Linked DNA regions of Homo sapiens: region 1 is linked to region 2. Evidence: read pairs that join two places in POLR2A ChIA-PET (ENCODE). Cell type or tissue: GM12878. All regions are shown on one strand. Each heading gives the region's core, and the rest is flanking DNA. Links, peaks and the distances in the headings are about the cores only.

Region 1 (8,275 bases), core at 2,244-4,743, 57 kb before region 2:
AGATAATATGTCACACTGTGCCAATATTCAACAAATTCCCAATGTACAAACTACAGTAGGCATTGCAGAAGATATCCCCAACCCTCCAGTCGAGAGGGAAGATAAGGCATATTTTAAAATGTTATGTAAAAAGGCAATAAGAAAGAAATTCTGTCATTTGCAACAACACAGATGAACCTGTAGGATATTGTGCCACGTGAAATAAACCAGGCACAGAAAAATCAACACATAACCTCACTTATATGTGGAATCCAAAAAAGTCAATCTCATAAAAGTAGGGGGTAGAATGGTGGTTATGGCCGGGGAGCGGGGAGTAAAGTGAATGGAGAAAGGTGAGATGTTGATCAAAGGGTACAAACTTCCGTTAGAAGAAATAAGTGTTAGTGACCTATTACATAGAATGGTGACTATAATAAATAATAATGAACTGTATGTTTCAAAATTGCTAAATGAGCAGATTTTAAATGTTTTACCACAAAATACTGAGAAATACGTGAGCTGATGGATGTGTTAATTAGCTTGATTTAATCATTCCATAATGTAAACATATACCAAAACAACACATTGCACCAGGCAGGTGGCTCACACCTGTAATCCTAGCACTTTGAGAGGCCAAGGCAGGCAGATTGCTTGAACCCAAAAGTTCGAGACCAGCCTGGGCAACACAGTGAGACCCCATATCTATAAAAAAATACAAAACTTAGCTGGACGTGTTAGCACATACCTGTAGTCCCAGCTACTCAGGAGGCTGAGGCAGGAGGATCACCTGAGCCCAGGGAGGTCGGGGTTGCGGTGAGCCTTGATCTCGCCACTACACCCCAGCCTGGGCAACAGAGTGAGACCTCGTCTTGAAAAAAAAAAACCCTCAAAAAACACATCACGGTAGGGTGCAGTGGCTCACACCTATAATTCCAGCACTTTGGGAAGTCAAGGCAGGCTGATCACTTGAGGCCAGGAGTTTGAGACTAGCCTGGCCAATATGGTGAAGCCCTGTTTCTACTAAATATACAAAACAATTAGCCGGGTATGGTGGCAGATGCCTGTAGTCCCTGCTACTAGGGAGACTAAGGCATAAGAATCGTCTGAATCCAGGAGGTAGAGGTTGCAGTGAGCTGAGATCGCGCCACTGCACTCCAGCCTGGGTGACAGAGGGAGACTCTGTCTCAAAACAAAACAAAAACAAAAACAAAAAAACAAATCACCCTGTACCATATAAATATATACAATTATTATTTATCATTAAAAAGATGCTGGCAAAATAACTTAAAAATGAATAAATAAATGCAAAGGCAAGATAAGTATATTAGTCTCAAAGTATGATGATGGGACATTTACATAAGGGAAAGATCATACATATTTCCTTGATTATGAGATAAACACTTTAAAAATCATTTTAACAATAAGTGCATCTTCTAATACATTTATATATTTAATATTCTCTTTCCAAATAACTGCTATTACATCAATAGTGCGTCTTACAATTGATGGTATGTTAGCATTAAGAAAATACAGTAACTAGGCCGGGCACGGTGGCTCACGCCTGTAATCTCAGCACTTGGGGAGGCCGAGGCAGGCAGATCACAAGGTCAGGAGATCGAGACCATCCTGTGAATGGTGAAACCCCGTCTCTACTAAAAATACAAAAAATTAGCAGGGCATGGTGGCGAGTGCCTGTAGTCCCAGCTACTCGGGAGGCTGAGGTGGGAGAATGGCATGAACCCGGGAGGCGGAGCTTGCAGTGAGCCGAGATTGTGCCACTGCACTCTAGCCTGGGCAACAGAGCGAGACTCCGTCTCAGAAAAAAAAAAAAAAAAAGAAAACACAGTAACCAAAGACATTAAAAGTTTCATAAATCAATTAGCATTTCAGTTGGGTCCCAAAGGATAGGTAAGATTTAGCAGACACCACGGTGAAACCCCATCTCCACTAAAAATACAAAAAAAAAAAAAATTAGCCAGGCGCGGTGGCAGGCGCCTGTAGTCCCAGCTACTCGGGAGGCTGAGGCCAGAGAATGGTGTGAACCCGGGAGGCGGAGCTTGCAGTGAGCGGAGACCACGCCACTGCACTCCAGCCTGGGTGACAGAGCGAGACTCCGTCTCAAAAAAAAAAAAAAAAAAAAAAGATTTAGCAGACACAGAGGATGGTCAGTAAGGGAAGTAGGTGGTAGACACTGAGGGATTTACAAAAGCAAAGGCACAGATGCAAATATGGAAATTTTCAGGCATTAATTAATAGTATAATTTAGCCAAAGCATAAAATATATGCTGGAAATAATAAAAATACAGAATCAGAAACATGAGATCTCAGCGCACCAGCATGGCACATGTATACATATGTAACTAACCTGCACATTGTGCACATGTACCCTAAAACTTAAAGTATAATAATAATAAATTAAAAAAAAAAAAAGAAACATGAGATCTTCGGAGACAAATGGGAATTTAGGAAAAGTCTGCTTACTTACATTACTTCCCAATTGGGCAGTATTTCATTGATCCAAATTACCATTGCACTTGCAATATTTTCTTCCTGCTTAAATCGTTCTTTCATGATTCTTTTTCTTTTATGTGCTTCCTTAATTTCTGTTTTAAACGAGTAAAAATTATTTCAATACAAATAAGCTAGATCAAAATCCTTTTCTCCATTTACCTAAACTCTACAAAATAGACTTTCTCAAAAAGAATATTATCATAAGAGGAAGGAAGGAAATAAGGGAGGGAGGGACAGGGAAAGAAAGGGAGGGAAAAAGTGAAAGTAAATGAACTTGATTAACATAATTTTCTATTCTTTGTTTTCTCTTTTTTTAGAGATGGGTCTCGCCACGTTGCTCAGGTGGCCTTGAACTCCTGGACTTAAATAAATCCTCATATCTCAACTTCCTGAACAGCTTGGACTACACATGTGTGCCACCATGCCCAGTTATTAACATAATTTTAAAATAACATCTCCTGTTCTACTATAAAAGTAAGTGGAATAAAAGGTCAGAAAAATAATTTAAGTAGATTACTTTATCACATATTTCTATTTACACTAAATCTATGAAGTCAAATTTCTTATGAATTAACTATATAAAAAACAAACAACTGTGGGCAACTAACCAATACCCATTTTTCCTACAAGGGTTTATAAATTTTCTGACATAACTCACATGACATTCCAAAATGATTTTGTCAGTAGCATTATTAGTATATTAACTCTTTTTAATATGGTGTTTCACTTTACTAGTTTGAAATTTTAAAATGTCCCCCAAAACACATATATTAACAGTACATCTCTTAGATTCTGAGGCAAAAGTTAGAGGAAGAAAATATCTCTCTGAAAATCAAAGGTGACAATTTCAGAAGAAGAGATGTCTCAAATACAGACGAAAGTGAGTCATAAATCAAAACTTTATGTAATTTTAGAACCAGTGAGGATGTCAGAGACCAGCTAGCCAAACTGTTTTCAAATTGTTTTTTCAGATATGCCTCAGACCATCTTGAGGGGCAAGCAGAAGGCCAAGTAAACAATCTCTACTTTCTTTCTTCTTTTTTTGAAACAGAGTCTCGCTCTGTTGCCCAGGCTGCAGTGCAGTGGTGCGATCTCTGCTCACTGCAACCTCTACCTCCCGGGATCAAGCAATTCTCCTGCCTCAGCCTCTCCAGTAGCTGGCATTACAGGGTCACACCACCATGCCCAGCTAATTTTTTGTATTTTTAGTAGAGACAGAGATTCACCATGCTGGCCAGGCTGGTCTCAAACACCTGACCTCACGATCTGCCTGCCTTAGCCTCCCAAAGTGCTGGGGTTATAGGCGTGAGCTACCGCATCTGGCCGACAATCTCTACTTTCTTTTATTTGTTTTATGTATTCATATTCTATATAAGATTTCTTGGGAGAATGTTCCACTGCTTTACCAACAACAAAAAAAAAATGATGAAAGAGAAGCTTCAAAGCCCTGATTAAGCTGACCTGCCTCTCACATGTTACGCATGAGAAAACTAACATCAGGCCTGTTCAGAGTATCACACCAAGGTAGTATCAAACAAGGTTAAAGCTGTGGCCTTCTGATTCCTCAGTTCAATATTATCCCTATCATACCATGCTTTTAAGATCATCCAGTACCAATAGTTATCTTACATAGTAATCATATAGTAAAAATTTTAAAATTAATAAAAACTTAACTGGAGCCAGGCACAGTGGTTCATGCCTATAATCTCAACGCTCTTGGGAGGCCCAGGTGGGAGAATTGCTTGAGGCCAGGAGTTTGAGACCAGCCTGGGCAACATAGAGATACATCATCTCTACAAAATAACTTCTAAAAAATGAGCTGGGGCTGGGCATGGTGGCTCACGCCTGTAATTCCAGCACTTTGGGTGGCCAAGGCAGGTGGATCACTTGAGGTCAAGAGTTCGAGACCAGCCTGGCCAACATGGCAAAACCCCGTCTCCATTAAAAATACAAAAATTAGCTGGGCCTGGTGGCGGGCACCTATAATCCCCGCCACTCTGGAGGCTGAGGTAGGAGAATCACTTGAACCCAGGCAGCGGAGGTCACAGTGAGCCGAGATTGCGCCACTGCACTCCAGCCTGGGTGACAGAGTGAGATTTTGTCTCAAAAAAAAAAAAAAGAGCTGGGTGTGGTGGCATGCACCTGCAATCCCAGCTACCAGGGAAGCTGAGGCAGGAGGATTGCTTGAGCCCAGGAATTCGAGGCTGCAGTGAGCTATAATTGTACCACTGCACTCTGGCCTAGGTAACAAGTGCGACCCCGTCTCTAAAATAAATAAATACATAATAAAAAATAAAAACTTAGGCTGGATGTGGTGGCTCACACCTGAAATCCCAGCACTTTGGGAGGCCGAGGTGGGTGGATCACTTGAGGTCAGGAGTTTAAGACTAGCCTGGCCTATATGGCGAAACCTGTCTCCACAAAAAAATACAAAAATTAACTGGGCGTGGTGGTGCACGCCTATGGTCCCAGCTACTTGGGAGGCTGAGGTGAGAGGATCTCCTGAGCCTGGGAGATTGAGGCTGCAGTGAGCCAAGTTCGCATCACTGCACTCTAGCCTGGGTGACAGAGCAAGACCCTGTCTCAAAAAAATAAAAATAAGTAATAAATAGATAAATACTTAATTGGATATGTCAGAAATATTTCGAATTCTGTATAGTAAAATACACTCAACTAATGTTTAAATACCTTCTAGAACAATATAACTAGCCTTATATATCCTATGTTTACTTAACATTAAAGAAGTAACTTCAATTCCAAAATAGCACCATAAAGCAGAACTGTATACTATTATAACAGTCCATTAACTTAAGTCAAAGGAAAAAATATCAGTTGTTAATAAGGTGTTAGATGTTAAGTCTAAAAATGTATACAGCTGTGTAATATCTTCTAAAAATGTATGTTTATCCTGAAATAACAACTGTCAGGAAATAAACACCATTAAATTATCCTGATATTATTTTTTTGGTTGGAAAAGAGAATGAATGAATACGTAAATTTATACACACAAGAGTATACTTTTATGCACCTAACCAAATGACACAATTGGGCCTCTAGAGAGACTCTGTAAGTCACAAAAAAATTTTGAGTTTCAAATCATATTCTCACAGCCATATAGAAAGTTAAAATTATTAAATTATAAAATAATTAGAAATTAATTATAAAATATAAAAATGGTAAAAAGTGAAATTCATTAATAGATTCATGAATTATTATCTTTATTTATAAACTAAGATAGTAGAAGTCCAAGTTTTATGACTGTAATTTCAAGATTCCTCCTATTCTGTAAAAGTACATGCAGAAAAACTATGATCCTGGTATGTCATTTTATTCCTCCTTTAGAACAAACTTAATTATAAAAATAGTAGAGAAAAATAAAAGCATGGGCAACATGGTAAAACCTCATCTCTACAAACAATACAAAAAACTAGCCAAGCATGGTGGCACGTGCCTGTGGTCCCAGCTACTTGGGAGGCTGAGAGGTAAAAGGACTGCTTGAGCCTGGAAGGTCAGGCTACAGTGAGCTGTGACTGCATCACTGCATACCAGGCTGGGCAACAGAGCAAGACTCAAAAAAGAAACGAAAAAAGAAATAAAAAAAAGAATTCAGTATCATCTTGAAGACAGACTTGATGAATTTTACCATCCATCTTCTTATTAAAATCAGAAAATTATACCATTTGGAGTTAAATTTTATACCTCGTTTTTTAGCCTCAGCCACCATCTCATCGTATTCTTGTCGGTGACGTAAAGCTTCTTCCACAGATTTGGCAGGAAGATTTCTGGAAAAAAAAATTACTTAAGTCAAGACAATTTTTAAAAGATTAACTTTCAACTTACTAACTTATTTGTTTTTACACCCAGATGCAAAGAATTTCTAAACTAACCTCATTTCATACATTAAGGAAGTGAAAGGCTGAAAAGAACTGTGCATTTTAGAACAGAATCAGAATCCAGGTTGTTAATATGTGGTGTGTGTGTGTGTGTGTGTGTGTAGTTCTATGTCATGTGTATATAAGTTGGTATATATTTAAACATTTCAGATTAAAAAAATAGAGATGGGGTCTCACTATGTTGCTCAGGCTAGTCTCAAACTCCTGGGTTGAAGCAATCCTCCTGACTCAGCCTCCCAAAGTGCTGGGATTACAGGTGTGAGCCACTGAGCCCAGTCCATTTCAGATTTCAGTCAATATTTTTAGGTTATTTGTTAAACTCACTTACTAGAGTTTTCTTTAGTCAACTTTTTTCAGATATAATTTTCATATAATAAAATGAATAAACATATTTTAAGAATAGTTTGATGAGTCTTGACAAATGTATATACCTGTGCAGCTAACTAACCAATCAAGATATAGAACATTCCCATCATTCCACTAAGTTTCCTTGTGGTACCCCTCACAAAATTCTTTCTTTGATTTCTATCACTACAGATTAATTTGTTTCCTCTTCAAGAATTTTATAGACTCTTGTGTCTGGCTTTTTTTGTTTTAATTTACATTGAAGGACTAATGTCTGGCTTCTTTTGCTCAGCACAGTTTTGAAAATCATTCATGTTGTTGTATTAGTAATGTATTCCTTTTAATTGCTGAGTAGTATTCCATTTATCCATGTGGGTGGACACTTGGATTGTTTCCAGATTGAGGCCATTATTAATAAAACTACTGTAAAAATTAACATCAAGTTTTTGTGTAGACATTTGCTTTCATTTCCCTTAGTTAAACAAAAGTCTTGGGTTATATAGTAAGTGTGGATATACCTTTACAATAAACTGTCAAACTGCTTTCCACTAATTAGAGTTTTAAGACAACATTTTAACTAAAAAACTGGATCATCCATCATTTGCATACATAGTAGTCCCCCCTTATCCTTAGGAGTTATGTTCCAAGACCTCCAGTGGATGCCTGAAACCTCAGACAGTAACAAACCCTATATATACCAGGTTTTTTCCTATACATACATAACTATGATAAAGTTTAATTTAATTGAGATTAAGTTAACCCAGCACAATATGTTGCCATCAATTGGAACACATTTTTGTTCATATCTTCCACCCATAAATTTAATGTCTTTTCAATCATAACTGAACACCGTGCTCTATGGTAGTAACTTTTGCAATTTAAGGTGCAACAGTAACACTAGCATAAATTTCTTTTTCATTCTTCACAATTTCATGGATAGGAAACTGATTCTTACCACAGATCTTAGCAACTTCAGCATATGATTTTTTTTTCTTATTAATTTGAGAACTTTCACCTTTTTGCTTAAAGGAGGAACTTTACAGCTTCTCTTTGGCATATCTGAATTGTCAGCACCACTACTCTTAAGCTTTGGGGGCATTACTAATAAAATAAGGGTTCTTTGAACACAGGCGCTGTGGTATCACCAACAGTCGATCTGACAACCAAGAAGGTTACTAACTGAACTACCAGATGGGTAGTGTATATAGTGCAGATAAACTGAACTCATGTCCCTAGCAGGATGGAGCAGGACAGTGAGATTTCATCATGCTACTCAGAATGGCACGCAATTTAAAAATTAAAAGTTATTTCTGGAATTTTCCACTTAATGTTTTCAAACCACAGCTGAGTACAGGTAACTGAAATTGCCTTAAGCAAAACCGCCAATAAGGGGTAACTACTACACCGTATTTTGGTTTATCAAATCAATGGCTTCACAGAGTCAGTGATTTAGATATAAAAAATGCAAAAAGAAATACACTGGTATATTATCACTTATCCAAATATAATCATAATAGTGTCCAGTTTTAGGAGTCAGTCTTTTCTTT
Region 2 (8,275 bases), core at 2,407-4,906:
AAAATAGGAAATGTACTATATGTCTTCTTCTGAGCAATAACTTCTCTGAACTTTAAAACACTGCAGATTGATCCAGTCTCACTGCTTTCCATTCTCACTTATCTAGTACTGAAGAGCCAAAGTTCAGAAGTCAAATAAGATCAGAAAGTCTTAAGAACTCAAGAATACAGATGTTAACAGAGATATCAGAAGAAATAGCTTCTAAATTACTAGAAACAGATTGTGTACCAACTCTTCTCATTTACAAAGTCCTTGGTTTAGAGAGGACACCAGAAAAGTGACAAAGGAAGGAGTTCAACCTCATAATCTACTCAGTTTTTGCTTTTTAATATTTCATCAGTTCACAACTACCAATATTCAGAACATCTGTGCCACTGACAAATGCTACCAACTTCAACTGGAAGTCAAACAGTATGTGGTGAGAGTGATTAGCTAAGTTTTTAAAAAATCTATTCAAGGAATAACTGGTTAAAAAAAAAAGTCTACGTTCTATTTGAAGAATTTTCACAATTATAAAAGATAACAGAAAATATATGACCTGTTTTTCTAGAAAATTTAGCAGGTCCCTATAAATACTTATAATCCCAAAAGTCTGTATCTAGAAAAATAAGAATAAAAATAGAATATGGTTAGTTTAAAAAAAAAAAAAAAAAGAAGAAGAAGAAGAAGAATGCTTGAAAAGCTAGGGTAAACTACATGGCTATGTCAGTACTTACCTGCTGAATGATTTTGGATGTTTTCTGAAGATTCTCTCTAGGAGGGACTTTACCAAATAATTTCCAACCAGGAGCACTATGGACAACTGATTTGAGTTCCTTTGTCCTTTTTGGAAAAAGGTTTCTGAAACACAGAAAAGTTACATGAATTGTGTTTTTTGTAACCAGAGAGCTATTTAACAGTAATTTTATAATAAGTTTGTTCCCAAGGCAAAAACAAAAATACTTTTAAATAAAACTATTTCTACTACTTATACCACTATTACTTAGAATAATAAGGCTCAATTAAGAATATGTAGCTTAATACCTAATGCATGCAGGGATTAAAACCTAGATAACAGGTTGATAGGGGCAGCAAACCACCATGGCACACGTATACCTGTGTAACAAACCTGCACATTCTGCACCTGTGTCCCAGAACTTAAAGTAAAATACAGACTATCTGGCTTATATAGAGGTATTAGAAGAATCATCAACAGAAATAATAAAAAGATAAACAAATTGGAAGGAAAATGATAGCCATAAATAAGATGCAAACATTTGTCTAAATCAGCTACAAAGTATACTAGAATTGACTGTACATGTACTTAACAATAAGAGCCAAAATTCTGAAAACAAAAACATTTAAAAGAATCTATATAACAGTTAAAGGATTAAGTAATACAATATTTGGATAAATATTATTTACAGTAATAATTTGTTATTTATAATAAAATTATATCTACTAATCCCCTATTGCTATAATATATATACATAACCTGTCTTTCCTAGGCCAGCTATGTACAAGAAAGCTTACTACAAAAGAGTCAATATATAACCAAGGAAGAAAGTATCTCTCACTGAAAAATCTAGAAAAAAAAAAACAAAACCCAGGACAGGTGCGATGGCTCACACCTGTAATCCCAGCACTTTGGGAGGTTGAGGCGGGCGGATCACGAGGTCAGCAGCTCAAGACTAGCCCGACCAACATGGTGAAACCCTGTCTCTACTAAAAATACAAAAATTAGCCAAGCGTGGTGGTGGGCACCTGTAATTCCAGCTACTCGGGAAGCTGAGGCAGGAGAATCGCTTGAACCCTAGAGGCGGAGGTTGCAGTGAGCCGAGACCGCCTCATTGCACTCCGCGTCATTGTGCACCCTGCACAAGTATTAAGGATTTTACCTATTATCTCCATGCCCTAACCAACCAAATTAAGTACCTATTTTTTTATGTAAGCAGGGATGATACTCAACATATGTACCCATCAAAACAACATGACCAGGGCCCAATGAACCAATTAGGAAGGTACTGATGAATTCAACTCAATATAAACCCTTTGCATAAGCTATAAGTGAACAGTAAGAAAATTCTTAATTCACACATATGATTAATTACAAACAGTTCCAAATTGAAGTCCCAAATAATTAGATTTATCTATACTCAAAATGCCGTATCAATATATCTTAAAAGTGCAGATTAGTGATAATAGAAAATAAGTTTTTAATGAAAAATGTTAAGGGACTCCTACAAAAGAATGCAGGCTAATCAATAATAAAGAAAAGAAATGGCCAGGCATAGTGGCTCATGCCTGTAATCCCAACACTGGGAGGCCAAAGCAAAAGGATCACTTGAGCCCAGGAGTTTGAGAACAGCCTGGGCAATGTAGTGAGACCCTGTTTCTACAAAAAATAAAAATTAAAAAAAATAGCCAGGCATGGTGGTGCACACCTTGTAGTCCCTGCTACTTGGGAGGCTAGGGTGGGACAATCACTTGGGCCCAGGAGTTAAGGATGCAGTGAGCTATGATACTGCCACTATACTGCAGCCTGGGCAACAGAGCAAGACCCTGCCTCCAAAAAAAAAAAGAAAGGAAAAGGAAATAAACACTCTTATTTCCTCAGGTGTATAACAGAAATAAACATATGACACTAGAGTAATTTCTACTTTAAGATACTCTGGAGGTTTCACCTCAGAGACCATGTACAGTGACTTAATTCTCTACTTCATAAGATCACTAAATAGGTGAACGTTTTCAATAATGAATATGCTGAGGACTAGGAATACTTCTAAGAAAAAAATTTGAAGCCTCAAAGGATGGTCTATTAATTTAAACAATGTTTGATACGTTGTGTACCACTTATCAAGAAAACACTTTGTAGCTGATTTAAACAAATGTCTACATCTTATTTATGGCTATCATTTTCCTTCCAATTTGTTTATCTTTTTATTATTTCTGTTGATGATTCTTCTAATACCTCTTAACTCCAAATTCACCTTTATGCTCTAAGATAACAGAAAAAATTCCTTTAATCATTTCTCCTTTAAAACAAACATGAAATTATTAAGCTTTCTGGGTAGAGGGCACCAAAGGGACACTGAAGGAGAAAGGGGCTCTCCTGTGGTTTCCAGCTGCTGCAGAGTGGATCGGGTAGAAGTGTGAGGACATCCAGTAAAATTCTGCTTAGCTCGATGCCCAGACTGCAGCCCCTCAGCAAACCTGCAGCCTTGCTGAACCTGCAGCCTCAACCTGGAGATGGCGTTCCTGCAGCCTGCTCAACAAAAAAATTGACTCCACCAAAGGCTTCCTGCCAGCAACAGTGTGCCAATTTCCTCTGCAAGCCCCACACAGGCCAGACAGTTCTCATCAAGTCATATTCCCTCTACAATTCCTACGTGACCTGCCTGCACCCTAAAGGTTTCCTATCTACCCACACAAATAAACACAAGAAAAAATCTTTGTCACCATGGTTTAAGAAAATAATTATTGGATATGACACAAAAACATGATCTACAAAAGAAAAAGTTGATGAACTGGGCTTAACTAAATTTAAAACATTTGAACTTCAAAAGACATCATGGATGCAAAATGACAGAATAGAAAGATCTAGGGGTCAGTCTCCCCACCAAAGTAAAAGTTGAGCTAGAAAGAGTAACTGGAGCGGGGCATGGTGGCTCACATCTGTAATCCTAGCACTTTGGGAGGCTGAGGCGGGTGGATCACCTGAGGTCAGGAGTTCGAGACCAGCCTGGGCAACATGGCGAAACCCTGTCTCCACTAAAAATACAAAAATTAGCCAGGCATGGTGGCGCAAACCTGTAATCCCAGCTACTCAGGAGGCTGAGACAGGTGAATTGCTTGAACCCAGGAGGCGGAGGTTGCAGTGAGCTGAGATCGCACCACTGTACTCCAGCCTGGGAGACAGAGCAAGACTCTGTCTCAAAAAAAGTAAGAGTTAAAAAAAAAAACTAAGAGTAACTGGAATCAAGTACTTTAGTAGAACTCTAGGAACTGACCAAACCCTTTTAACAACCAGGGGAGTGCTTGATGAAGGAAGAGGCTACCGATCTTTCATAAGTATGAATAAGCAGCATGCATAAACCAATTACCTTCCCCTATTCCTCACAACCACCACCACCACACCCACCACCTCTTGTGGCAGTGGGGATAGCAGCCCATGTTCCTGGAGTTGCTAACCGGTGCCAGGAGGGACAGTAGGGATCATGTCCTTCAAAATTTAGGGTTGTACATTTTGGTTGGTCTGGCCCTAAGGGAGTGATGCAGGCACATGCATCAGTTTCACTACTCTCCACAGCAGTGGCTTTCACTGTAAGTATTATTAGAACAATAAAAAAGGTAAAACCTTTTTGATCTCCTTTTTTGGAGCCAGATATCTAAGAAAATCTTTGTCAGGTCACCAGCTAGCCACAGAGACAACAGAACAAAAACTTGTGACCATACACAATATGGAATACATACTTTGTGAAAATAGCTTGTAAAGTCACAAACAGGTGGCTTCAGCCCTCAACAAGCAAAAAACAGCAATCACTGAGGAGTGGGAGAAACAGATTTATAGTTACCATACTATAATACTCAGAGTATCCAGTTGTCAACAACAAAAAATTACAAAACATACCAAGAAACGGGAAAGTATGGCCCATTCCCTAGAAAAAGGAATTTGACAAAAATCTTCCCTGAGGAAGCCCAAAGTAATTACTAGTCAAAGACATTAAGTCAATTTCATAAAAAAAAAAAAAAAAAAAAAAAAAAAGCTCCAGGAGATTGAAAAAGAAAAAAACCCATGGACAAAGAACGAAAGGTAATAAAGGAGGATAAAGGGGGAAAATGTATGAACAAAATGAGAATACCAGTAAAGGCAGAAATTATAATAAGCAACACAACAAATTCTGGAGCTGAAAAACAACTAAAATAAAAAATTCACCAGATGTACTCAACAGCAAATTTGAGCAGGCAGAAGAAAGAGCTGGCAAATATGATGATAAGAAAATTGAAACTGTCCACTCTCAGTAGTAGAAAGAAAAAAGAATGAAGAAAAAGGAACAGAGCCTGAGGGGCCTGTGAGACATTACTAAGTGTACCAACTACGTACCATAAAAGACCAAGGAGAAGGGAAAGACAAAGAGGCAGAAAAAATACGTGAAGAAATAACTCACTTTGGGAGGCCAAGGCAAGTGGATCACAAAGTCAGGAAATCGAGACCTTCCTGGCTAACATGGTGAAACCCCATCTCTACTAAAAATACAAAAAATTAGCCAGGCATGGTGGCGGGCGCCTGTAGTCTCAGCTACTCCGGAGGGCTGAGGCAGAAGAATGGTGTGAACCCAGGAGGCGGAGCTCGCAGTGAGCCAAGATTGTACCACTGCACTCCAGCCTGGGTGACACAGCGAGACTCTGTCTCAAAAAAAAAAAGAAAATAACCAAAAACTTCCCAAATCTGAGGAAAGACATAATCTACACATCCAAGAAACTCAACAACTTTAAGCAGAATAAACTCAAGGAGGTTCACACTGAGATACATTATAGTCAAACTGCTGAAACTCAAAGACAATTTTGAAAACAATAAGTGAGAGGTACCATCAAAACCAGAGATCCTCAATAAGATTAACAGCTTATTTCTCTTCAGAAACCATGGAGGCCAGAAGTAAGATTACATATTTAAAGGTCAGAAAGGAAAAAAAAAAATTGTCCACCAAAAATTCCATATCCAACAAAACTATCCTTCAAGAATGAAGGAGAGGCCGGGCATGATGGCTCATGCCTGTAATCCCAGCACTTTGGGAGGCCAAGGCAGGTAGATCACGAGGTCAAGAGATAGAGACCATCCTGGCCAACATGGTGAAATCCCGTCTCTACTAAAAATACAAAAATTAGCTGTGCGTGGTGGTGCGCGCCTGTAGTCCCAGCTACTCGGGAGGCTAAAAAGCATTAAAGCATTAAAAAAAAAAAAGATTTTTTTCTTTTTTTAAAAAAAGCAATTTTGACTTTGTATCATCAATGACAGCTGGAAATTTTTTAAAATCTAAAGAGATATAATAGCAAGAAAATACAAGGTATGTGAGAAGAAATCTAGCCAAAGTTTTATAAAAATTTATAGAGAGAATGAAATGATACATTATTGAACCACATTAAAGAAAACCTCATTAAATAGAAAGATAGTTCACATTTATAGAAAGGAAAACACTATCATAAAAATATCAATTCTCCCCAAACTTATCTATCAATTTCATCCAATTCCCATCAGAAACCCAACAAGATTTTTTAGGAACTTGAAGGAAACTCAAAAATTTATGTTAAAGAATAAAGGACCTGGGCGGGCACAGTGGTTCACACCTGTAATCCCAGCACTTTGGGAGGCTGAGGCAGGTGGATCATGAGGTCAAGAGATCGAGACCATCATGGCCAACATGGTGAAACCCCATCTCTACTAAAAATACAAAAATTAGCTGGGCGTGGTGGCGCGCGCCTGTAGTCACAGCTACTTGGGAGGCTGAGGCAGGAGAATCAACTGAACCCAGGAGGCGGAGGTGCAGTGAGCTGAGATTGCATCACTGCACTCCAGCTAGCAAAAAAGTGAGACTCCATCTCAAAAAAAAAAAAGGAATAAAGGACCCAAAATAAGATATTTTCAAGAAGAAAAAAGGCAAGGCTGAGTTGCCCTAACAGATATCCAAATTTACCATAACATTACAGTTTTTAACAACATATGGTATTGACCCAGGGATAAAGAAATTAATCAATGGAGAAAGAATAAACAACTCAGAAACATACCCAAGCATAAATGGAAACACAGGTGGCACTGCAGATCAACGAGGAAAGATTGTGTAATAAATAGTATCGGGACCTCCGGCTAGCAATGTGAAAGAAAATAAATTGGATTCCTACCACATACCACAGTCAGTTCCCAATGTATCAAACAGTTATACACGAAAGGCAAACTTTTGAAAGCTTTAGAAAGAAACACAGGAGAATTTTTCTTCTAATCTCACAGGGAAAAATCTAAAAATCAGTCCCAAAAGCATTAATTTTTAAAACTTGATAAAATCACCAGCATAAAAAGTAATGAGTTCTGTTCAAAGAGCACTATAAACAAAGTAAAAAGACATAAATTTAGAGGATAAATTCCAACACACATAAATGACAAAAAATTAGCACACAGAAAATACAAAGAACTCCACTAACCACTTTCATAAAAGATAATCTAATAAAAAATAGATAAAAGGTATTGCAGAAAGAGGGAAAACAAATGGCAAATGAGATCTATCACACAATATTTAGCCTCATTAGTAATAAGGGAGCTCACAAACTAAAAACAGAGTAACATTTGTAATGTATTGACCACTGTATATAAAATCTTAGCAAAACCTAAGAAACCTGATAATACCAAGTTTAGAAGGGGAAGAACACTGTTAGAAATTTACATGATATAAATTTGTTTTGATATTTACATGATATAAATACAGTTGTTTCTAGCTCATAAAGTTGAACAGCTGCATACCCTACCATCTAGCAATTAGACTTCTAGCCACGAATCCTAAGCAAAGTCCTGGACATGTACATTTGGAATACATATATAACAACATTCAGGACAACACTGTTCAAAAGAGCAAAAACCTACTCAAAATCCAAAAATCCACTGACAGAAGAATAGAAAATTCTAATTGTGGTATATTTGCAAATGTAATATTATTCCTCCGTGAAAAGCAACAAAAGCTAATTCATCACCATGAATGAAACTTGAAAAAACAATGTTCAGTCCTATGATCTGAATGTGTTCCCCAAAATTCATCTGTTGGAAACTTAATCCTCAATGCAACAGTATTTGGAGGTGGGGCCTAATGGGAGGTATTTAGGTCATAAGGGTTCCACTCTCAGAATGGATCAATGACAAAATAAAAAGAGCTCGACCTCTCAGGCTCAAACAGTCCTCTTGCCTCAGCCTCCTGAGTAGCTGGGACCACAGGCACACACCACAACACCCAGCTAATATTTTAAATGTTTTGTAGAGACGAGGTCTCACTATGTTTCCCAGGCTGGTCTCGAACTCCTGAGCTCAAGTAATCTTCCCGCCTCGGCCTCCCAAAGGCTGGGATTACAGGTGTGAACCATTGCATCCAGCCCCAAAATACTAGTTTTTATTACATCATGTAATCCTAATGTCCCAGTCAGGACTCCCTAGTAACTGGAGAGCCCTAACTAAAATGGTTAAAAGATTTTCTTTTTCTTTTTTTTTTTTTTTTAAATGGAGTCTTGCTGTGTCGTCCAGGCTGGAGTGCAGCAGCAC

What was found. ChIA-PET counts read pairs that join two places held together with the same protein. Peaks named below come from ENCODE experiments on the same cell type or tissue, not always from the same donor. Only the 100,000 strongest peaks of a DNase experiment are listed, where the experiment ranks them.
Region 1: POLR2A ChIA-PET joins it to region 2 with 5 read pairs; 3 of 35 experiments call an interaction of 5 or more read pairs at or near these places.

What each region holds. Positions count from the first base shown.
Region 1 is chr10:94,491,362-94,499,636 of GRCh38, reverse strand. TBC1D12 (TBC1 domain family member 12) reads right to left here. Exons shown (of 13, transcript NM_015188.2): 4 at 6,190-6,272; 5 at 2,465-2,582. Among named protein-coding and RNA genes, the nearest start is that of HELLS, 50 kb to the left of the region's middle. In GM12878, for the core only: no CTCF peak of the experiment used is centred there; a DNase peak (open chromatin) is centred at 3,426; H3K4me3 peaks cover 378 bases; H3K27ac peaks cover 553 bases.
Region 2 is chr10:94,434,461-94,442,735 of GRCh38, reverse strand. It overlaps TBC1D12 (TBC1 domain family member 12), which reads right to left. Exons shown (of 13, transcript NM_015188.2): 2 at 717-840. Among named protein-coding and RNA genes, the nearest start is that of TBC1D12, 36 kb to the right of the region's middle. In GM12878, for the core only: no CTCF peak of the experiment used is centred there; no DNase peak of the experiment used is centred there.